2 separate regions of the Mus musculus genome follow, and region 2 is linked to region 1. Evidence: chromatin loops called from intact Hi-C (ENCODE). Cell type or tissue: left cerebral cortex. All regions are shown on one strand. Links, peaks and the distances in the headings refer to the core of each region. The heading gives the core; the rest is flanking DNA.

What was found. Peaks named below come from ENCODE experiments on the same cell type or tissue, not always from the same donor. Only the 100,000 strongest peaks of a DNase experiment are listed, where the experiment ranks them.
Region 2: it touches region 1 in a loop (3-fold over the local background); 16 of 42 quality-filtered maps call a loop at or near these places.

What each region holds. Positions count from the first base shown.
Region 1 is chr3:154,566,897-154,579,350 of GRCm38, forward strand. Tyw3 (tRNA-yW synthesizing protein 3 homolog (S. cerevisiae)) reads right to left here. Exons shown (of 6, transcript NM_172474.5): 6 at 9,624-12,454. It overlaps Gm40186 (a long non-coding RNA gene), which reads right to left and starts at 221. Exons shown (of 3, transcript XR_867792.1): 1 at 1-221. In left cerebral cortex, for the core only: a CTCF peak has its summit at 5,630 (motif pointing left); DNase peaks (open chromatin) are centred at 3,294, 4,112 and 5,628.
Region 2 is chr3:153,966,133-153,978,586 of GRCm38, forward strand. Slc44a5 (solute carrier family 44, member 5) reads left to right here and starts at 7,304. Exons shown (of 22, transcript NM_001081263.1): 1 at 7,304-7,666. The coding sequence starts at 7,633. In left cerebral cortex, for the core only: a CTCF peak has its summit at 7,405; DNase peaks (open chromatin) are centred at 7,114, 7,554, 8,435 and 9,207; H3K4me3 peaks cover 2,030 bases; H3K27ac peaks cover 987 bases.

The DNA.
Region 1 (12,454 bases), core at 2,447-10,446:
AGAAGGCAGCCTGTGGCAGTTCCGACAGAGGCCCCAGTGTCTCTCTGACCACCCCTGCATTGCCTTTTGCTTGCCTGAATTCCCCTACACCTGACAACTTGCTTTAAACTGTGTGTTTCTGCACAGGCGCCAAGGACTTTGAGGTTAGCAGGCAGCTTGCAGTCTACTGTAGGAATATCAACTTTTTCTCTAAGTCTGGCCACTTTTTGTTCCCGTCCTAATAACACTTTTATGTCCCATGGAAGGTTCAGAACAAACTGCCAGCTTCCGGAAATATATCTGGCTTAAAAATTTCCCAGATACTTAGAACAGACCCTTGGTAGTGGAATCTCAGCATAGCAGGGTTCTTGCACATCTGGCTATCAAGGTAAGCAGCCAACAGTGGGAGGATTCAGCAAGCAGACTCCTGGTCTCTGTCTCCGAAGCTACTCAGAGTAAATGACAGGTCTGGAAACAGGCCACACTTCTATGTTAGTATTGAGGAGGGCATCCTAAGGAATTGACTCCTTCCTAGTGGATGAAACAGCTTTCTTTTGGTATGTTTAGCAAATACTAGGTATGGGGAATATATATGGTTTTTGAATCAAAGGAAATATTTTTATTTTAGATTGGAAACTTCAAACGTTTACAGGTTTTATTTCATGAAGCACAACAGACTCAGCACAGGTCTAAAACTTATTTATGTTGATGCCTGGAGTAAGAAGGCTGTGCTTTCAAGATAGCAGAACTGATTTATAGCTAGTAATTACCCACTCCATTCAATATAAACAGGATCATAATTCATATTCTAGAGTCTACAGTGCATTTGAAAATGCCCAGTGCAAACATGAAAATAGTGTGTAGATTTTTTTTTTTTTTTTAGCATTATTACCCATGCCTAGTTCCTTGGTCTCCAAGTGAGTTTTTGTAAAGAAATAACTAATTCTTACTGATAACTTCCAGGTAATGACAGCAAGGGTACTTCTTGGAAAAGGCCTGAACTTTTCAACACCTTGTGCAGTAGAATACCTAAGATATTGTAAAGGGAATGGGGATTGTACTATTACACAAAGTCTGTCCTGGTGGCTGCGTCTGCTGCACAGCGATTTGAAATCAAGCGTTCCTCTGTGGCTCAGGGGGCCACAGCGATACAGGCTAGAAGCGCCCAGTCAATATGAAGACTAGAAGACAGGTTATATATCGGAGGCGCCTCAACCCCGAGGCCCGCCCCCAGCTCTGGGTGCCTGCCATGTGCTCATGTTTGGGGAGAATTAATGAAACTGAACTGAGGAGAAATTGAAAGCATACTGTTTCTTTCACATTCGTAAAATTAGAAAAGGTGACAACGTAGGTCCCGTGAAGGCTACGTCCCCAACCTTCTCTTGCATCATGCTTGATGACCACGAGCTGAAATGACCCCTCCTGTTAAAACACAGGTTTTCTGTTTAAAGCCACAGTCTCAGGCACCAGACATTTCTAACTGCTGGGAGGTCAGGCAGGTTTGCCAGACATGGTCAACTCACTGCTCCGTCAACTTCAGGGACCTCACCGTGGCTTCGAGAAGGATCTCTCTCTCTCTCTCTCTCTCTCTCTCTCTCTCTCTCTCTCTCTCTCTCTCTCTCTCTCTCTCTCTCTCTCTCCTTTCCCCATTTAATACAATAATATATAATCATATATAATCCTTCAGGACACAAAAGTGATTCACTTTTTTTTTTTTTTCCAGAAAGGACTTCTCTTTTGTTTATCACAGTAGATTCTCAGGCTTCTGATGTAGCTTTTAGCAGATGTAGCTACAAAAACAGAGGATTCGAAACATTTTCCGGCAATGTTTTGTTAAGGGCGGAGTGCTGAAGGAAGGCAAGGCAGGATTGCCCAGTAGCGGTTACCACATTAAGAAATCCGGCTTTTAGGGACGAAATGAAAAGGCACCCGAGCATCTCAGCTGTGTAAATCATTACTTTGATGTAAGGAGGTGTTTAGCATTTGTGTTTAAAAGCTTGTGTCACCAACATGTGCAAATGAATTCCGCAGAATCTGCTTAATTGATTTTTTTTTTTATCTTCAAGAGCAAATTTGGGGATAGAAAGGTGATATTATGGGCTTCGGATATCAAAACTCAGCACAGCCTTAGAAAGAATTCTCTTCAAGCACAGCAGAGAGAGGGTGGGGGCAAAGACTCAGTAACTGACCAACGGCTATCTTGTGTTTGCAACAAATAAAGCTATTAGATACATATCCGTGTGGTTTAGAGAAAAAAAGAGTAATTTAAAACAAGCTTTGAAAACCTAATTTTAAAAAACTACGACAAAATGAAACTTTGTAAAGCACAGGCATTTAAGCTTCTTGGAAATAGTAATCAGTGAGACAAAGACTAAAAAGCCAAGAGATGCAGAATTTATAAATGAAAAATGGGAAGAAGTGAACGTAATAATAATAATGATGATGATAATAATAATAATAATAAATACGGGTTTATAATACAGGGTAAAATGAGAATTACTTTCCTAACATAAAACTTGCTGTAATTAATTTAAGAAACATATTATTTACTTAGGCATATTGAAATATACAAAACCACGTTCAAATGTATGTTTGAGTCTAGCTATGTGTTTAATTTGGAAGGAACACACGAATGTTCTAGTACACTCATTGCTACCAGAGTAATTATTTATGAAGAATAAGCCATGATGACAAACTTCATTACTCAATAACATTGGTAAACATTAAAATATTTAAAGAATAATGTAGTACATTATGGTTCATTCTATTTAAATGTCACAATCATAGCAGCCTTTATGCCTGTATTTCTTTGAATTGCTAGAAATTGGTGTGCTGCTCATGCAAGCTGATATTATAGTCATATGACCTAATTAAACATTGGGATTCATATTTTAAATGTATAATTACCAGAGTTGTCATTTTTAAAAACGTAATTACTGCTTTCTACATTAGTAGCAAAACTTGGCATTCCCGTCAACAGGGCTGTGGAAAGTTCCTCCGCAATGTTTGTCTTTTCTTGTTGTAAAGAAACAATGGAAATAATTTTGGTGTGGAAACTCTCTTTAAATATTATTTTCCCGGAACAGATTTCTGTCTTTTAACACTAAGGATTTCTGCTCTCAGAATTGTACAGAGCTGCCTTATGCATTTTGCTGTCATTTGTAATCCATTCATCCTTGTTGATAGAAACACATTTCATTCCAAGCGTTTGGGGAACCCACAGACAGCACCGGTGTGATATGTAAGAGATGCGGCTCGCTTCCATTATTTTAAAACAGAGCCGGCTCAATGATTTGGGGCTTTGGGGAAGAATTCTTCATTCCTGAATTGCTCAGAATCAATCACAACGGCCTCTCCGTTATTTCAATATCGCAAATCCCTTCTGATTAGCCCTCTTTAAAAGAGATGAACTGGCTTCAGGATTGTTTGGCCCTGTTGGAAGCCCTGTCCTGGAGAATGACAGATGATGTAATTAAATTGAATCGTGTGTTTTCCGTAGAAAGAAAGCATGACTTGAGAGCCAATGTGGACGATCCCCTCATTCCTATATTTAGATTGCTCACGTCAACAGGGCAGCAGGCCACTGACCAACAACCGAGGCTCGGGATCACATGAAGCCTTTTTAATTTTTTAAAACAATGGAAAGATTAAAGAAAGAGAAGTAATAGAAAGAAAGAAAGAAAGAAAGAAAGAAAGAAAGAAAGAAAGAAAGGAAGGAAGAAAGAAAGAAAGAAAGAAAGAAAGAAAGAAAGAAAGAAAGAAAGAAAGAAAGAAAGAAAGAAAACGGCCGATGAAATAAATGTCCCCACTTGAAGAGCTATCCTTCACCCCCTGAGTGAAAGAATGCCCCTTTTCCCATTTAGAGGATTGATTTACCCAGAGTGCAATATAGAAACGTCTGCAGAAGCAGTTAAGCTTAGGACCCAAGGAGGAGCCCCGCCAGAAAGTAAGCGCTCCAAGTTCACGGAGGGGCGCCTGCCAAATTCCTCTGTTAGTTTGTAAGTGAAAATACAAATGCGATATTTAGCAAAACTGCTCCTTTGTCTTTTAAATGGGACGTGTAAACTAGAGATTATGCGGGCGAGCCAGATCTTACTTGAGCTCCATCTAGCAGCTAGTAGCAAGGAGGTAAGTCATCGCCGGTTTCTCAACATTTGATCGCACATGTTTACAGGAAGGGCAGAGCTTCTAACCAGTCTCCCCTCCCAGTCTCTCTTAGCTGATTTCCACTTTCACACAGCCAAGCCACAACCGTTGTCTTACACTCTAGCTGTGATGTACTTGGAACAATCTTTGCTCTACTGAGTTGAAAGGGTCCTATTGACACTTCAGCTTTAGAATCTCAGAGAAAACCAGTGTTGCAAAGACCCTCGAAACGGAGATATCAGAAATTCCCTGGAGGGTCTGGAAGGACGCTGAGTTAACAGTGAGGGCTGCATGCACAGCCAGAGTTTGCTCTTTAGCAAGAATGTAAAAAAATCAGGCATAGTCCTGTTTTGTAACCCCAGCACTAGGGAAGTGGAGACAATGGACTCCCTGGGGTCCCCTGGCCAGACAGCCTAGAATAACTGGTGAGCTATTGGCCAAGTCAGCTACCCCATCTCAAAACAGGGTACACAGTGCCTGAGGAAAAACATCTGAGGCTGACCTCTTGCCTGGTCAGCATATGGACATGTGCAACCACAAAACCACATATTCACCCACACACTTAGAATGGCCATTTGGAATGGATAGCGGTGCATTCTTTAGATTGGATTGTTAAATGTAGATATTGAAGCATTTTGTTTGCTCAGTGTTAAGCATTATAATGAGCATAAAGATCGAAAGGCCCATATGAAACGTGGGAGCTTTGTACTCATAGAAGAAAACAATTTAAGGCGAAAATCTATATAGTCCGGATGAATTTGGCTATAATTATCTACTCTGTCCAGAACACTTGTAGATTCAATACAGATGTATTGAAACTGTAATTTCTCTAGAAGTGCATGAGTGCATTTGCATGCACGCACACACACACACACACACACACACACACACACGCGCGCGCGCACACATACATACACAGGCATGCACACATACACATACATAAGCATTAACACACAGATTCATCTTTGAAATTGCACAAATAGGATTACAAATTTTTACTTACATACCTAATAAGTGAAATGTACTTAAAAATATGAAAGTGAACAGAACAATTTTAAGTACACACACAAACACAGACACACACACATACACATAGACACACACACATTCATACAAGAAGCACACAAGACACACACATACACACAGATGTACACATACACACACACACACACACACACACACACACACTCACACAAACACACACACACACCTCAGACTAAACACTGAAGCACTTGTTTTTAGTGTTCACTTTTTTAATGTATCAGCTTCAAATATTCCTGATAAATAGCTTTTTAGTATTAAAACACTAAATGACTAAAATATTATCATTTTGCATATAATTACTATAAAAATACAATAGAAGTTGGTTTCATAATGTCTTTTGAAAAAATAAACCTTTGGAATATTGTAGGACTGTAAATAAAGCACAGCCAAGCTCTTGAACTTCACCGGCGCCTCCTAAGCCGCTCTAGGACTGTGCGTGCTACTCTGCCACCTGGTGGCCGATGTAGGCAGTTACTCAACGTTCTGTTCACCCCTTTCTTGCCCGCTCTCTGTTTTGTAAAACGGGTTAATTAAACTTTCCTCTGACATCATGCCATTCTTGCTGCTGTAGGAGGCATTGATAGTTTCTGCCACTCCAAAGCAACACACAGACAAAACAGGTGGCGTTAGGAGCCTGTTGTTTCCTTTTTGTTGTTGCTGTTGCTTTGGTTTTGAAGAAAGGGTTTCTCTGTGTCGCCCTGACTGTCCGGGAACTCTCTGTAGACCAGGCTGGCTGGCCTCAAACTCAAAGATCTGCCTGCTTCTGTCTCTCGAGTGCTAGAATTAAAGATGCTTGCCACCACTGTCCAGCTAAGAAGTCTCATTTCAAATATTAGAATTAAGTTTATTTGTAACTATGTGAAATTTTAAGCTAAAGATAAACCATTGAGAAAATAATTTTAAAGGAGAGAATTCTGTTATAATTTTAATTTAAATTAAAGGCATACCACCACCAGCAGGCAGGAACTTATTGTTAAGATGAGGAAATTCACTAAGATTTTTGATCTCTCCTTGTTGGCTTTCTCTAAAGACATACACGGAGTTTGTTTTAGTCCCATCGTGCCTTGGAGAGAGGCTGAGAGTTAGTCATTATAGCTGAGAAACAAAGGGCTGCGTTAAGTGCTATCATGGACAACACTCCAAGGCTTTAATGGGAGCTTGTCACTGCTGTGTCACAGAGAAGAAAGAAGAGGAAGGCACTCCTGCCAGTGTGTCCTGAAGGTGAGATGAGCTACAAGGTACAGCCTTGGAATAGGATCATTTGTTAATAACTATCACGCATGATGAACAATGTCATAATTATATATAAAAATAACCTACTGTCACAAGTGCAGAACCTAGAGGCACAAATACCAAAGGGGCCAGACTCATGGGCTGGAGATTCACAGAATGAGGCTGGAGTATCTTCTTGTTTGTGCAAGACAAGAACACCTGGAAAGCACACAGGGGCAACCTGGGGACTCCGTGGGCTACACCTGGGACAATGTTAGCATTAACATAAATGCTAACAGCAATGACTCTTAGATCACTGAATAGAATAACCCATTTGACAAACATATGTGTGTGTGCGCGCCTTAGTACACATGCATGCATGTGTCACGGGATAACAGGAAAAGAAATAAAGGAGCAATCATGTCATAACTGATTTGGATATTGTGAGTCCATAGTAAGACAGGTGGGCGGGACTTTGATCTAAAAAAAAAAAGCAGGATGTTTATAAATTCCAAAGTGTAGGCGTTTGCAACTCCCTCTTTCCAGCGTTTTTCATTATATTCTGGGAATTAGACACGAGTACTGTATTGCATCATTTCCATCTCCAGCCCCTAGCTCCTCCCCTGCCCTCACACCCACTCCTTCTCAACTTCATGTTCTCTTTAGTTATTATTGCTACATATGTACAACCTGCTGAGTCTAGCCAGAGTTGCTCGTATGTTCATGTGTTTAGAAATGATGCTTTGACACTGAATCACCCACCAGGGGTTTCTTTCCTCGAGAAGACTGGTTCTCTCTTAACAGCCATTAATTGCCTGTTGCTCTTAATGTGGGTGGAGCCTTGTTAAATTTCCCCCAGCCCTGCTGGCTTGTGAACTGGTGGTATTATTGTGCAGGTTGTCAACATGACTTTATCGGGTCTTGGCCATGTAGTTATATCATTAATGGAAACACAGTTGTCTATCCACATTGGTAGGCTATGGAAAAGAGTGCCTCTGTATTGATCACTAAGTCCTTCCCTTGTTATTATTCTGTAAGCATTTATAGGGTATAAGGCACTATAAGCTATCTCAATGTGTTTTAACACTTATGGGAAGACATATATGGGCACATGAAAATACAATGCTATTTTATATAGGAGTGGGAGCATCCGCCGATTTTGGTATCCACAGGGATTCCTGATCATATCCCCCCCACATAGAGTGCTTGCCTAGCATCCATGAGGCATTGTTCAATTCCAAGTACTACCGGGTGCCATGATACGAACTTAATTCCAGCATCCAGAAAATAAAGACAGGAGAATAAGGAAATTGTGATGGCTATTCAAGCTTGTCATCTTGATTATATCTGGAATGAACTACAATCCAGAAATGGAGTCACACCTTTGACCTAGATCCTGAGGCTGGAAGACACAAGCTTTTGATCCAGATCATGAGGTGGGATGACACATTCTCTTAATTTACATAGACACACACCTTTAATCCAGATCTGGAGGCACACCTTCAATCTGGGCCATACCTTCTGCTGGAGGCCTGTATAAGGACAATGGAAGAAGGAAGGGTTCGTTTTTCTTTGCCTGCTTGCACTTACTTGCCAGCACATCTGTTGGAACCTACTGCTTCAGGATTCCAGCTTCTACAGAAGCCCAGCTGAGACACCCAGCCTCCTGGGGCTGAGCAAGTGCTTTATTCTTGGACTTCCCAGTCACAGCTGGCCATTGTTGAGTTAGTATGGACTGCAGCCTATAAGTCATTTACACACACACACACACACACACACACACACACACCCATACACACACACACACCCATATACACATGTATGTATGTATTCATTCCATAAGCTCTGTGACACTAGAGAACTATGACTAAGACAGAAGTCAAGGCTATACAGAGAGTACAAGGATAGCCTGAGGATACACAATGGGTCCTCCCTCAAAAAGAATAGGCAGAGTTCTGTACATCTTGAGTATATTCTGAGATGCGTCCAGGCACTTGATCATACACGTGGGTGTATACTATCTAGACTCCATGGGAGAGGGGCACACATAATCACCCTGAGTGAGGGGTAAGCAGATTCTCAGAGTGTCCATTTTCTTCAGTTTTGAAATGATTTCAATATAAAAATTTAAAAAGGGTCGCTGAAAAATAACCAGAGAGGCCATGACACCATTAGTCACAAAGCATATCTTAGAATTCTTGGTTCTGGGAATCTTGTCGTCTTGTCAGGAGAGCTGTCTGTGCTGGTTATTTTCTTGGCAGGAAGATGAGGTGCCTGGATGCAGCACATGCAGAAGGCAGGTCCTTTGTGGCTCACAGTCTAAAGGGACACACCTTACTGTGGTGAAATGTGGCAGACTTCATGATGGCTCGGGTGTGTAGCTGCGACATCTCTCATCCCAGGGGCAAAGGGCTAGAGGTCTGGGGTGGGAACCAGGGCCTGGCTGTAATCTGTAACTGCCCCACCCCCACTCAGTACTCCATCTCTTCCAGCATGGCTCCAGTACCTGAAGGTCTGTGTCCTCCTCAGTGCCACCATTTGGGCAGCCCAGGACCAAGGGTTCAAACAGAGGGGACCATGTGGGAGATTGCACATTCAGTCAGAGACAAAGGCTACCTTATACTATGCAGCTATCAAGTGACCTTGTTTTTCTGTAAACCTGAAGTGCTGTTAAAAAACAAAAAGTCTATTGGAATGAATGAATGAATGAATGAATGACTCACTTCACAAGGACGAACAATGTTGAGGTTTGGTTTGTAGCTATGTAATGAAATGCTAATTTCTGTATTCCAAGGTCTGGTTGCCTCAAGACAAGTCTAGTGCCTCAATTCTCACTTATACCAGATTTTGTTGTGCAAACCTTGTACCTTAATTTAAAACTATTGGTTGAATAAAGATGCCTACAGCCTGTAGCTGGGCAGAAGAGGGGTACTGGGGCTTCAGTTCCTTGGCATGGGGAGGGTTGGAAAAAGGAAGAAGGCACCATGGGGTAGGTGGATCCTGAGAGCATGGCTGTCAGGGGCGGCCAGTTGGAGCAGGAGCGGCCAAGGCGAAATGTGGCAAGTGACATCTTGGGACTACTGACAGTCGAGTAGACAAAACAGCACAGAGGGTTGGTATATGCCCAGCTCTAGTGCTTTTAAGGCTTATAATAAAGGTTTTGTGTCTTTTATTTGAGAGTTAAATGATCGAAAGTGCAATACAAACCCCAAGTAATATTTACTGCAACAGAACAGACAAAATTCTAGGAAATTAAACTACTTTATTGGGTTTTAGCACATTAACATTTGTGCCTATTTGAATCCCTGTTAGGACCCACCCACATGTGCAAAGCACCATGGTGGGGTAGGAATATATTTTTATTGTATTCCTTGCATAGCAGTGTCAGATCTATTTCCCCATCTCCAATTCGATTAAAGTCACTTCTGGCCTCCATCACAGGAGGGAGGCAGTGGTCATTTTTCAGAGCCCCCCAGCATTTATTCCAGGAACCAGTGCCCTCCCTCTTTTCCTAATGAGGACAGGACAGCTAAATTGCCATGTTAGGGGCAAGGCACCTGTTCTCTGTTAACTCAACACACCTACTTACTATGTAGAGTTGGCTTTCTGAGTGTGTGAGCTGTGCAGTTGCCTATGCTCAGAGTATCTTGCTCTATGGTGTTAGAGGTGGCTCTGTTGGTAGAGTGCTTGCCTGGTGTATACCAAAGCCTTGGGTTTGATTGGTTCTTAGCACATACATTGGATGTAGTGGCTCATGCCTGCATGAACTAGAGACAATGCTAAATATACCAAATACCATCTCAAAAGGAGAGAGAGTGTGTGTGTGTGTGTGTGTGTGTGTGAGAGAGAGAGAGAGAGAGAGAGAGAGAGAGAGAGAGAGAGAGAGAGAGAGAGAGAAGTCTCAACCTTGATTTCATTCTTGGTGGTAGCTATCTTCAAATTCCTAAACATCGTTATACAAAGGGCTTGGCATTTTGATCTTGCATCCGTAGGAATTGTAGCAGTTTATCTTTTTGTCCTACGATACACTAATACAGTTAACAGGTTTGTTTCTCTCCAGTGTTTATCCGGGGCTTGCCACCACAGACTGACACCCATAGGGACCAACTAATGAGGTGTCTGTCAGAGAGCTAGCAATGGGAAGGGTCTGAGGGGAACTGGATGACTCTTTTCAAATGTTACAGCCAGAATGTGGCTGGCTGAGTGTCATGTGGGATGTGTGCCTCCAACAACCCAAGTTTTCCAATTAAAGGGAACAAACAAAACAAACCCTAGAGATGCAGTTTTACTCCCACTGTGAGCTAATTGTACTTTAAAATCATGACCCAATTAGGAAAACCACCCTCATGTGAGCCACATGAAACGTATCTGCTTGGCCATAACTTGGTTGATGTCTGGTCCAAGAACTCCAGAAACAAAGCTTGTGGAACCTGGAGGAGTCAAACCTGGGCAGTGAATGGTTGCCCCAGGGAGAAGCAGAGAATGCCTTCTAGTTCAGAGGCTAAAACCCAGGGTGGTCACTGCAGCTCAGGTCCCTTCCCTGTGGTGGTTCTACCTAGGGTCCCCCCACCACCACCACTACCACCATGCTGGCTGTTCTGTTTACATGTTGTCACTCCTTCTGACTGCTTACCTGGCAGATCATTTAGATTTTATTCAGTAATTCAGAAGCCATGCTCAAGACATTCTAAGACTGTAAGTTTCCTTTCCCTACCCCAGTTCCCTACCTGGCAGCAAGCTGTATATGCTTATACGTAACGTGCAGCTGCAGTTACAAGAGTGCAAGTTGTGCAAGGCACACGCCACACAGCACCAGGGCTTCCTGCCACGCCCTTCACCAGAGTGCAAACACAGCATTGTCCTGAGCATAGACAGTATCACAGGTGCTTGCTCATCTAAGGAATCCACAGAAACCTACAGGGCAGGTGTGCTCCAGCCTCCGCTCATGGGGCTTCTTCTCGTGCTGTCTGGAATAAGCCGGTCAGGAAGGGTTCCTAAAATGCCGACTTGAAATTGCCAGTATTTGAAATCACCTGACTCAGGAGATGTGCTTGTGCTAAGCAGATCACACTTGTCTGCTCCAGCCTCCGCTCATGGGGCTTCTTCTCGTGCTGTCTGGAATAAGCCGGTCAGGAAGGGTTCCTAAAATGCCGACTTGAAATTGCCAGTATTTGAAATCACCTGACTCAGGAGATGTGCTTGTGCTAAGCAGATCACACTTGTCTGCTCCAGCCTCCGCTCATGGGGCTTCTTCTCGTGCTGTCTGGAATAAGCCGGTCAGGAAGGGTTCCTAAAATGCCGACTTGAAATTGCCAGTATTTGAAATCACCTGACTCAGGAGATGTGCTTGTGCTAAGCAGATCACACTTGTCTGCTCCAGCCTCCGCTCATGGGGCTTCTTCTCGTGCTGTCTGGAATAAGCCGGTCAGGAAGGGTTCCTAAAATGCCGACTTGACTGACTTTACTTACAGATTTAAGAAAAATAAAGATGACAGTTACAGTTAACCTTCCTTTCCAGCTTGCCGGCATTTGAAATCGCCTGACTCAGGAGATGTGCTTGTGCTAAGCAGATCACACTTGTCTGCTCCAGGGCTTCTCAAACTTCTGACCTGTATGGGCAACTGTTCACATGTGTTCATATCCACACTCAAACACATAGATGTATAACCAGAGCTAATAAAATACATCCTAATAAAAGTTTAAGAAGTAATGTGTCTGGACATCTGACTGACAAAGGTTGAACTTGTGACAGTTAATTTACTCGATTTGATGAGATTCGGAATCACCCAGGAGACATACCTCTGCTGTCTGTTTTATGAGTTTTAATCAAGAAGATCCATCCTGATGTGGGCGGCACCATCCCCTGGGCTCCCTGACTACGGATGCAATGTGACAAGTTGCCTCAAGCTCCTGCTGCCAAAGCTAGAGACGGCCTCTGCTCCCATGATGCTCCCTGATGCTGTCAATGCCATCTTCATGACTGGTACATTTGAAAACGATGAAGTCACCTTCCCTTCAATGAGGAAAAATGGTAATGCTGCAATAGACTATTGCTGGCCAATGCTCACTTCCT
Region 2 (12,454 bases), core at 2,781-10,780, 600 kb before region 1:
TAGGTCTGTCTGAACTCTGATATTTAAAATCTGAACTCTCTCATTTTTATTTGTCATTGGTATAAATTAAAAGTCATAATATTTAAGAATTTTGCTTGAAACACAGTGTATTGAATAAAGTGATCTGAATCTAGACCTTGTAACCAATATTCTACTCAATAATCAATGTGACAGAGGCCGAGTTTTTAAGAGATGAAGCAGCTTGGGTTTGAGAGCTGGTGCGGCGTCTCTGACAGAGACACGGAGTGAATCGGCAGAGAGGAGACCATGAGACACGGTTAGAGGGTTCCATAGAATCAGCTATGAGGTGACCCAGCTGAAGCAGGGATTTCTTTAGTAAGTTGGTAATCATGTTCATTTTTTTTTCTCATGGTGCCAGCAACCTGCCCATCACACATGCACATCATTAAGAATATTGTATCCTTATTGGACCAGTGAGAAGTTCCAGGTTTGGTCCCCAGCACCAAATAAACCCGGGCATGGTGGTGTGGGCATGGTGATGTGGGCATGGTGGTCGTTAGCTCTAGTTCTGTGGGCACGGTGGTGTGTGGCTGTAATTCCGTGGGCACGGTTGTGCACACATGACAATTGCACAGCTGTAGCCCTAGCACTTGCCATGTTTGTGGGGAGAGTCAGAACTTCAAGGCCATGTTCCAGAATCACTCCATTGCTGTGATACCTTCCCTTCCCCAGCAAAAAGCTACTCAGGGGAGAAAAGGGATTATTTCACTTCCAGCTCCAGGTCACAGCCCATTATCTTGGGGAGGTCACTGAGGCAAGACCTTGAGACAGTTGGTCATGTGACATCCACAAGGAAGAGAGTGCTCTATGCTACTGCTTGCTTGCTCTCACCAGCCTTTCTTCAGTCTCCCATAGGTCAGGGCCTAGCCCATGAAATGGCGCTACCCACATTCAGGATGGGTTGTCCATTCTAACCCAGTGAACCTTACTGAGAAAATCCCCTGTAGGCCAATTCCAGACAGTCCTCATTGAGTCTTCCTTTTCAGGGAATTCTGGTTAACCGTTCAAGTTGATGGCTAAAACATCCAGTTTGACGTGTTGTGCGGGCCAGAGGTCAACGTTGCATGTCTTCCTCAGTCATTCACCTATTTTTTTCTCTCATTGGGCCTGGAGCTCACTTGCTTTCAATGAGTCAAACTCCAAGGATCCTCCTGCCTCTGCTTCCCCAAGTGGAGTGGGCGCAGGTGGCAGCAGCCTCGGCCTGGCTTTTCCCGTGGGTGCTCGCATCCAAACGCAGGGCCTCCTGCTTGAGCAGCAATCCCTTCACTCTCTAATTCAGACTGGTCTGGAATTCACTACACAGCTCAGGCTGTTCTCGAACTCATGGCAGTCTTCCAGCCCCGTTCCTCTGTAAGGAGTGAAAATAACTAAAGGTTCATCTTCAGAACAAGAGTGGTTTCAGTCAGCTTCAGTCTAACTTTGGGTGAACAGACTCTCCTGGGTCCCTGCTAACTCCTGCTCATTCAGCTCCATCAAACCAAGCCAGAAGCCTGGAGTAGAGAATGATTAACAGCCAAGGTTGTCTGACGACCTGCAGATATAACAAGGCTGTGTGCCTGAGAAGCTTCTGAGTAAAGAAACCATACAACCAGAGATAAAGCTACATCCAGCCTTTGTCGGGAAACAGCCAAACTAGACAACCATTAGTGTCAGAGGGAAAGATAAGGCCCAAACAACCTGTAAGATCACCCCGTTCTGATTTTCCAGACAAGGAAGAGAGAAAACAACCTATATTTGGGGTTATAAAACCGCTCTCTCCTCAGCCAGTACCCCTGCCATCTCCGGCTGGTACATACGTTGCAAAACTTGTTAGGTGAACATTCTCAGGTTAGCTGCTCTGTCTCCAGCGCCCCTGTTGACTATGGAGTGGGGGTCCTCACAGCCTCACTTTAGCTTCTCTGTCTCCAGAGCTCCAGATTATGGAATTTTAAGTGCTGGAACTATGGGCGTGAGCCAGCACTTGGTGCTACGCACTAATTTCGTTTTCTGTCAGTCTCATCAAATGCTGCGGCTTGTTAACTGTCTGAGATCCTCTCTGTACAGCACGTACTATAAACACCCAGTGTGCTCACCCCCTTTTCCAGCCTTGTAGTTGGTTGAGTAAAATAACATCCACCCCATTGCCTTCATTGCCATCTTGACCTTGACGGTGTTCGGATCCCCTTGGCACTCCTTCACTGCTCCCTCATTTCCAAAGCAGGTGGGATCATCGCTGTTCTGATCAGATGGTCTTCCTCAAACATAGCACAAAACTCCATCTCCTGCTCTAGAAAGGAAGAAGTCGTCTCTGGAAGCTTCTGCAATATCTTTCTGTATTCGTAGACTGACCTGCATCCTTATCTACCTATGTTGCTTGGGAATGTGACCGTGCTTACAGAAGGTTGGGGGTCAAGAAACTAAAAGGAGTGGGGATGGCTTAGTACAGACATAGACAAACCCAGACAAGAATTCAAAGTTCAAGAAAGACTTCCTGTCAGGTCTGATGCAACCCCTGTCCTCTAGGAGGTGCTGTTACCCCTTGTCCTTTCGAAGGTACTGTAACCTCTTGTCCTCTAAGAGACTCTGTAACCCCTTGACCTCTAGGAGGCGCTTTAATCCCTTGTCCTCTAGCAGATGCTGTAAACCCTTGTCCTCTAGAAGGCGCTGTAACCTTTGTCCTCTAGGAGGCGCTGTAACCCCTTGTCTTCTAAGAAGCACTATACCTCTTTGAGGAACATAGTAACTGTTGGGGCTCTTAGTATAGAAGGTGTTGGAAGCCAGAATTGTATATACTAACAGAGAAGTGATCAGAACTTAGATTTCCTGTTGTGCAATGTTTCATGATTTCAGTCTGAAACTAACGAATGATTAATTCCTTGTTAGCTTTTGCCCAGTGGCTCCTTACTTATTGGGTCTATGGCATCCATTATTTTGGGAAAGGCACAATCCTCCTAGAGAGTAGGGGGCCTTTTCTCAGTTTTCTATGTCAGAACCAGCGTTCCAGAGCTGAACCTGAGGCTGTGGAGGATAGACAGAAATGTGAACCAACATAATATTGTAAACTTATTTTAAACATTGTGATTTTTCTTTTTTTGTAACCCAGTTGCAGCTGCACTAATACGCACTTATTTTCAATCATGGCTTTCTTGTTTATATTAGTCACCATCACAAAGGGTATTTCCCTAGAAAATCTGGGTTCCTAATTTTCTTGAAAAAAAACCAGAGCCCTTGTAATCAGAGGGGTGCTGTGAGCTCCTGCAGCCTGCTGCCATTCCTGTGCAACCTTCGGCCACTCCACTCCCTTCCCTGTTCCTGTGTTACATCTGTTTTAATGGCTTATATAATTTGTTTTGCCTTACTGAACCAAGCCAGCATTTCATTTGTAACCTTTTAACAAAAGCATGCAATGTATGCTGCCCAGGAGACTCTTGGCCTGGAAAGTCATGACCTTGGTGCATCAGAGAGTTGTGGTGCTTTAAATAAGAATGGCCCTTTTAGGCTCATATATTTGGATGCTTAGTCAGCAGAGAGCGGCAGTATTTGAGAAGGATTAGGAGGTGTGTCACTGAGTGTAGACCCTGAGGTTTCAAAAGCCACGCCAAGGCCAGGCCCTCTTCCTCTGCTTTCGGATCAGGATGTAGGTCTCAGCTGCTGTTCCCGTTCAGTGCTTGCTGCCATTGCCATGGTGATGATGATCCTGTACTGACCCTCTGAACCTGTAAGCCAGCCCCAAGTAAATGTTTTCCTTTATAAGAGTTGTCGTGGTCATGGCATCTGTTCAGAGCAATAGAACTGTGACGAAGGCAAGTGTTATAAATGTAAATTATATATCAATCATAGTCATCTAAAAGGAGGACGAATCTAACCAACTGAAATTTTGAGTCACCTTTGCTGAGAAAGCATCCATGCTGAGGAGTGGGGAATACCTCAGTCCTGCCACACAGAGGGAGAGCTAAGAAGAGTGCCACCATTGTAACTCCCAAGGTCCTAGCACTGCACTGTGAGCTGTGCCAGCCACCCAAACACGCAACCACTTCCACACCAAAACAAGCAAGTGCGGTGTCAACACTATTCTTGTAAGGAATAAGTAAGTACACACTGAAGCATCTCTGGTCTGAAGTGGCTTTGATCTTCAGAATCGGCAGCTGGTGCTGATGTTGGGTGGATGCTGAGTTGATGTACTAGAAGCCACGAGCTGCCATCACATCTCCACCGACCTCTTTCCATCATCTAGAACTGAGGACAGGAATTACCATCTAAGCCACAGACTTGGGGGTCAGGATGGAATAAAACACAGAATGCAAAAGTTGCACGAGTTGAAGACATTGTTCTAATATAGACAGCAGGTATAATAGTGCCCAGGGATAAAGTGGGATGCTCTGGATAGACGTAGGATCTCCACAGAGACTAAATATTCACGTGCCTCGGGGATGTGAAGAATTGGAGAGAACTTTGTCTCTTGTTTGTTTGTGGGACAGGGTCTTGCTGTGGAGCCCAGGTACTTGCAGTCATCCCACTTTGTCCTCCTCAGTGCTGGGACTTAAGTACTACCAAGCCCAGTGGCAAGCAGTTTCCAGTTAAGCGAGAAACTGTGTTAGAAGAGATAATTCTGGATGGATTTCACTTGTGGAGGGAGCGGCACAGAGAAAGGAGCTATTTTGTTTATTAAAGTAAAATTGAGGACTCTGAGGTAAAGAGGGAAGGAGGGGGAATGGTCACTTTGCTGTCAGCCAACGCTACACAGTGTGACCTTGTCTCCAAAGCAAACAAGCCAAAACAATAAAACAACAACACAAACCCAACTGACTAAGCAACACACATGAGTGAGACTGGGATGTATCCCAAAGAAAGGATGACACAGCACATGCCTGGGTTAGATGATAGTAGTCAAACAGGCATCATATCCATGGTCAACTATGTGTTTTTAAAATAATGCTTATTTTTGGGAATTTTATATATAAGTTAGGGTGTGGGTGTCTGAGTTTTCCCATTCCATTTTGCAGTGCCCACTGATGTCATTTCTAAGGGTGTGTCTCGGCAACAGGCTGAGTGGACTTGCTAGAGAGAGAGTGAGGCCAAATAGGCAGGACATCAAACTTCCTTTCTCCACCACCTAGGCTGCCATTAGCAAGTGCTGCTCAGATTTAGGGTGAGGCTACCGACTTCAAGTAACCCGAATAAAATCCCTCACAGGCCTGCCCAGCAGCCTGGGTTTCAGTTGATTCCAGGTGTAATCAAACTAACAACCAGGACTAATTGGCCATCACAGTCCAATATTTGTTTTGTAGACAAGGTCTACTATGTAGTCCTGGCTGGCCTGGAGCTCACTAGGTGGACGTCTCTGCCTCTGCCCCTCTGCCCCTCTGCCCCTCTGCCCCTCTGCCCCTCTGCCCCTCTGCCTCTCTCTCTGCCTCTCTCTCTCTGCCTCTCTCTCTGCCCCTCTCTCTCTGCCTCTCTCTCTGCCTCTCTCTCTCTGACTCTCTCTGACTCTCTCTGACTCTCTGCCTCTCTCTCTGCCTCTCTCTCTGCCCCTCTGCCCCTCTGCCCCCTCTGCCTCTGCCTCTGCCCCTCTGCCCCTGACTCTGCCTCTCTGCCTCCCTCTGCCTCCCTCTGCCTCCCTCTGCCTCCCTCTGCCTCCCTCTGCCTCTGTGCCTCTGCCTTTCCTGCCTTTCCTGCCTCTCTTGCTTCTTGCGTCTTCGTGCCTCTGCCTCTCTGCCTCTCTGCCTCTTTGCCTCTCTGCCTCTCTGCCTCTCTGCCTCTCTGCCTCTCTGCCTCTCTGCCTCTCTGCCTCTCTGCCTCTCTGCCTCTCTGCCTCTCTGCCTCTCTGCCTCTCTGCCTCTCTGCCTCTCTGCCTCTCTGCCTCTCAGGCACTAGATGACAGGTCTGAGTCACATTGCTTGCTTGAAATATCTCAGACTCTTTGACATGACGTTTGACAGGACCAGAAAACAGAAAACCACCAGAGGAATTAAGTGACTCACCCAATCTTACAGAGGTATAATGACCCAAGTCTAGAACTTATCAGTGGTTTTTGACTCTGGTGTTTTTTTTTTTTTTTTTTTTTTTTTTTTTCTATTAAACTATACTAGATCTGGGATAACCTTCTGTCAATGGGTATTGAGTTGTAATCACCGATGTCTTAGTTAGGGTTTTACTGCTGTGGACAGACACCATGACCAAGGCAACTCTTATAAGGACAACATTTAATTGGGCTGGCTTACAGGTTCAGAGTTTCAGTCCATTATCATCAAGGTGGGATCAGGGCAGCATCTAGGCAGGCATGATGCAGGCAGAGCTGAGAGTTCTACATCTTTATCTGAAGACCACTTCCACAGTAACACACCCACTCCAACAAAGCCACACCTTCAAATAGTGCCACTCCCTGAGTTGAGCATATACAAACCATCACAGCTGAATATTAGATAGATTGTATGGGAAGCTGTACTTAGGAACAAGAAAAGAAAAATGTGAATTGGAAGTGCTTTGGACTATTAAACCACCTCTACAGTGTAGATTTAAACTCATGGCCATCCTCGTGCCTCTGTCTCCCGAATGCTTGGATCCCAGACACTAGTCCCGCATCTGCCACTCTTTTAAAGCCCTGACTCCTTTATATTTTCAGATTAGCCCTAAACTTTAGCTTTTCCTGTTGCCTGGGGGCAGTAGCAGGATATACCAACCTGCCCCTCGTTAGCACCCAGGAGGGGACAGTTCCAGGGAACTTGAAACTTTGCCAGTAGGCCTCCTAACCAGAGCGAGAAAGAATGGGACCCCAGGGCCTAAGTTTCTGTAGGAGGTTAAGAAATCAGGGCACCAACTCTAACCCAGATAGGCAAACTTTATTTGCCTTTTCCTGGCAGCTCAAGAAGCGATGCTGAACTCTCAAAATGAAGAGCCTTGGGACCCGAGCAAGGTCACCTGCCAGGGTCTGGTGACAGGCCATTTGTGGGAATTCACTTCTCTTTCCCTGCAGGTCCTCCAGCTTAACATCTTCCCTCAGGAGGACCAGAAGTAGCTGACACTCCAGCGCATCGCCCAGGTGTGATTCAGGGTCTGCGGAGGAGGACTGCTCTTTTAGGTGATGGACAGATCCTGTCTCAGTCAGCTGGGGACCCCGGTGCCCTTGAGAAACAGGAATGCCAGACTGGGGTTCAGTCCAACAGCCCCCTTGAATCCTGCTGACTGGAATGTCCCTGCCGTCCTCAGCCGCTACCAACTGTCGCTGGACGAGGGTGCCGTGCCAGGGCTGGCGGCGCCCGTGGGACGGAGGGCTCGGCGAGTGGGGAGGGGGACGCGTGGGGAGGGCGGGCGCGCGATCGAGGGAGGTGGGCGCTGGGTTGGCGCTCCGGGGACCCGGCGCTGCGCCTCCAGTAGAGGCGCCGCACAGCAGAGGGGGCCGCCGTGGCCGCCGCAGAGCGTGCGGGGGCTCGGTCTGGCGGCGGGCAGCTGAGGGGCGACTGCGCCCGCGCAGCAGAGCCGAGTGGAGTGGAGCGCGCAACCTGACCGCCGCCGCCTGGCATATGCCATCACCGCCACAAAGAGCTCGCTGAGCTCAGGCGACGGAGCTCCCGGGGCTGCGCGGCACAGGAGGCTCTGCGCGGCGGACCCGGGGGGGAAGGGACCAGACTGAGGATGGCCCGGAAGAGAAAGCCCCCCAGCAGCCAGGGTGAGTCCTTCTCGTCTCCACCTCCATATCCACGTCTCCGCTGGCGGTATCGCAGCCTGGCTTGGCCAAGTGGCAGGTAGCAGCGGGCAAGAGTTTGCCTTCTGCAGGGGATGGGTTGGGGAGAGACTCTTCTGCACACGGTTGTCTCCCTCGGCCTCGGGGACTCTTGAGAAGGAGTTTGTCTCTGGTTTGGAACCTGGAGACTCTTGTCACCACACTCCCTTTCTACACTGCGGCTTGGGGATCGGGTATCTGTTGCATTTTGCCTGGCTCCTGAGGAGAAGTGACTTGGTTGCTAGAGTCAGTCTCTCTCCCTCTCCTGTTCCAACCTCTATCTCTCTATCTTCATCTCCTCTCATCTGTCTCTTTTCCTAAAGCCCTGATTCTTTCCCCTCCTTCATCTCCCGGGGCACGCGGGGAGGGGCGGCTGCGGGGGGGGGGGGGCAGGCAAGTTCTGCATCCATTTTCTTAATCTTCCCATCCCTGGTTGTCTGGCTGTCTCTCTCCCCACCCCAACCTATTGTCAAGGGCCTTGCTACTAGCCAGATCCTTGTGGGCTCTTGTCCAGACGGGCTTGGACTCCAACTGGGTCATCCCCCTGTTGCTTCTTTGGAAATACATTTGCCAAAAGTTGGAAAGTTGAGGGGTGGAAAGGATGCTGGAAGGTTGTGGGAAGAGCTTGTTGCTAGGGTAACTCGAGGCACCTCTGCTCACTTTGGGCGAAACCAGGGAAAACCTGCCTCCTGCTTGGCTCCCATCAGCCCTGGGGAACAGGTGCGCGGAGCGCAAACTCAGCGAGGTAGTGACTCGCTGCCAGATCCTTCCCTGGCTGCAGCACTGGGGACAGAGGGAAGGGGGTGACAAGGCACCAAGCAGCACGAGAAGGGCATGCATATACAGACAGGAACCCGAGGGTTGTTTCCAGGAAGAACGATCAATGTTTAAAGTTGGTTTGCAACGCAGTGGACCTCATAGCCTGTGGGACAGAGACTCCTTACACCCCTTGGGGTTATCCCTTGGGGTCATCCCGCGGTGAGAGCTAGGCCTAGGATGAAATGTGTTGCTTTGGACCACAGCAGTGCAAGGACCTTGGGTTTGCTTCTTGTTCTTTTCCCTAGTTTTTGCTGGGGATTCCAGTTTACTTAAGTGCTCTGCCTGGATGTCAGGATTTTGAATGGCTTACTGGAAAGGGTTAAAAATCATCATCCGACATTCTCCAGAGACGTTCCTACAAACACTGTGGGTATCTCATTGTTGAAACTGTCACCTGCTGACAGCAATTGTACTTAAATGACTTTCCTTAAAAGCACTGTGACTTCTGGTCAGCAGCGAGGCCTTAGACCTCATAACCCCGCCCCCATCCCCCACTGATGAGTCTTTCAAGGCCCTCTGTGAAGGCTGACAGAATTTATCCATGCAAGACACTTTTCTCTCCTTGCCACATAGCAAAGAATTCGTGTAACCTCCGATTGACAGGGTGCACACTCTACACTGTATGAAGCCATATGGCACCACCGAGCCAAACAGAAGGACTGTTTCAGCACTGCTGATGTTGCTCTCTGCTGGCAGGAAGGCAGTTCTTACCCACCCAGACCCTCGCAGACCTTAAATGGGCCATGAAAGTGCAGACTCTCATTCTACAGTACATGCTGGCTGGGAAAAATCTCACTCTAGGAATGAACCTGCTTGGCCAAGGCTCAGAAAGATGCAAGTGAGGCAGAAGGAATGACGGGGGAGTTAACAGAAGAGATGTGTGGAAAGACACAGCCCCTTTCTGCTCCCTCTTCTTCCTCACTCCCCTTCCTCCTCCCTCTTCTTCCTCCTTCTCCTCCCTCCCTTCTGTCCCTCCCTCCCTCTTCTCCCTCCCTCTCCCTTCTCCCTCCCTCCCTTCTTCCTCCCCTTTCTTCCTCCTCCCCCTCTTCTCCCTCATCCCTTTTCATCTTCCCTTCCCTCAGAACAAGCCACTTTGGTTTTTGTCTGTCAAGAAGGGATAACCCTTTCCAGAGTAAATCTAGTTTGACAGTGAGATGCTTGCAGGACAAGATTAATGGAACTTGTCATTTACACATTAACTGTTGATCCAGAAACACAAATAATCAGACTTTCCCAGGACACACGGACCCAAGAAATTTCACCACAGCTTTTTTTAAAGACGTGATTTCTTCACACAGCTTTTCTGAAAGGGGAAGTTGGCTCCGGTGCTCTCAACTCCTGGTTCTCCCCGCTAATGATGAAGTTCTCGCTTTCATTTTTGGATTTGGAGAATTTGCTATTTCTTAGAACAAAAGCAGCATTAAACATCCTTTGTGTTTCAAGTCAGCAGGATTTGTTTGCCATCTTAGACGCAGATGGACTCAAACCTGGAAAGTTGTCATCCATACACCCACGTTACGTCTGTCTGTCCATCCATCTGTCCATCCATCTATCTACCATCTATCTTCTTGCTTCTTGAGACAAGGTTTTACTATGTAACTCAGGCTGGACTCACCATATAGCCAAGTCTAGCCTTGAACTCAAGGCAATCCTCCTATCTCAGCCTCCCAGCTGTTGGGATTACAGGTTGGGAACTGGGCCAGTCTTCCGTTTTACCTTTCAAGGGAAGAACTGAACAAAAGCCCATGGCTACAGGCTTACTGAGCTGATGTAAGACCAACCACATCCTACCATTCACCTAGTAGAAATGGAAACGTGTAGGCTTCTTCATGGTGGTGGTGGTGGGGTAGGCTGCTGGAGTGCCGAGTATCTTAGCACTATTCCCTTGCAGTACTGGCTGCCTTTTATCCGAGATGCTTCTCTGCTCTGCCTTTGGGGAGAAGTCATGCTGGAGCTTTGGATAGCCATGGTGCCTGCTGACTTCTGGAGTCCTAGCCATAGAGATGTCGCATCTCCATCATTTGGAGGCCAGGAAGAGGGAAATTTATATGGACAGAAGAGTCGGGCTATCAGCAGGCTTTACCAGGGAAACAGTAGTGCTCAGTTCTAATCTCTCATCCTAAGAACAGTCTTTCAAAAGGGCAAATGGAATTTTCAGCATGTCCAGGAGCGATGTCTTATAAACCCAAGCCAGTTGAGTTGGCTGTGGTGTTAACTCCATTCCCACTGTAAGAACAATCAAGACTTATGTGATGGTTCGAATTCTGAATTGAACACTTGGTTCCCAGTGGATGGTGTGGCTGGAGAAGCTTATGGAGCCTTTAAGGGTGCAGCCTTGCTGGAGAAATGGTTCCCTGGGGCTGGCTTTGAGAGGCCATAGCTTTGACCCTCTTCTAATTTCTTCTCGGTACTTCTTGTTTGCTATTGGAGATGTGGGTCTCAGCTTCCAGCGCTTTCTGCCAGTTGCCATGACTCTTTCTAAACCTGAATGAACTCTCCTTCTCTTGAGTTGCCTTTGGTCAGGTATTTTATCACAGAAACAAAAAGAAACAAATTAAGCTTCCTTCTAAGTCACTGAAGTTCAAAGCTTACACCTAAGCTCGGAACCATCTGTTTGTCCAGCTCATGTGGACTGAGCATTGACTACTGGCCAGGGATTGTGGGAAGCATTGGGGACATATCTATTACCATGAGAAGCCATAAGGAGTCTAAGAGGAGGTCTGGAAGGGGGCAGGTAGTGCACAGATTGGGAAAACTTCATATAGTGATCAATACAACAAGGAAGTCAGGTAAGGCAGTGAGTGTACTTTATTATTATTTTTTTAAATATATTTTTTATTACGTATTTTCCTCAATTACATTTCCAATGCTATCCCAAAAGTTCCCCATACCCTCCCCCCCCACTCCCCTACCCACCCATTCCCACTTTTTGGCCCTGGCGTTCCCCTGTACTGGGGCATATAAAGTTTGCATGTCCAATGGGCCTCTCTTTCCAGTGATGGCTTACTAGGCCATCTTTTGATACGTATGCAGCTAGAGTCAAGAGCTCCGGGGTACTGGTTAGTTCATAATGTTGTTGCACCTACAGGGTTGCAGATCTCTTTAGCTCCTTGGTTACTTTCTCTAGCTCCTCCATTGGGAGCCCTGTGATCCATCCATTAGCTGACTGTGAGCATCCACTTCTGTGTTTGCTAGGCCCCGGCATAGTCTCACAAGAGACAGTTATATCAGGGTCCTTTCAGCAAAATCTTGCTAGAGTATGCAATGGTGTCATCGTTTGGAGGCTAATTATGGGGTGGATCCCTGGATATGGCAGTCTCTAGATGGTCCATCCTTTTGTCTCAGCTCCAAACTTTGTAACTCCTTCCATGGGTGATTGTTTCCAATTCTAAGAAGGGGCAAAGTGGTGAGTGTACTTTAAAGTGGCTGCCAGTTCACTTCAGTTGTTGGGAGATGATCTTTACATTGGGAAGGAGCGATAGCCCAGGAACACAGCCCTGCAGGCTCCCAGGAAAGAATGAAGCAGTCACTGGGCAGGTTCCAGGAAAAAAGGAAGGCCAGTGTGTCAGTGGGTTAGAGACAGGTGAAGAGAAACCAGATCCGTGTTATTATAAAGGGAAACAAGGATTTTAGGTGAAGGGAGAAGACACTGGGTTCAACTAATCAACTCAATTGATGTTTCTGTCTGTCTACATTACAGTCCTACAGAAGGATGCTAGGAAGTCAAATGTGGGGTCACAGGCCTGTAATCCAGTTCTAGGAGGCTGAGGAGAACGTTACAGTGTCTGGTGGGCCCCATGTCTCCAGGTCCTTAGCCTCTAATTCAAGGAAGTGAAAATATAGGCACGCAGAGATCACAACGCAGCAAGGGAACATATTCACAAACAAAGTGACTGCAGAAGTGTTGTCCAGAGT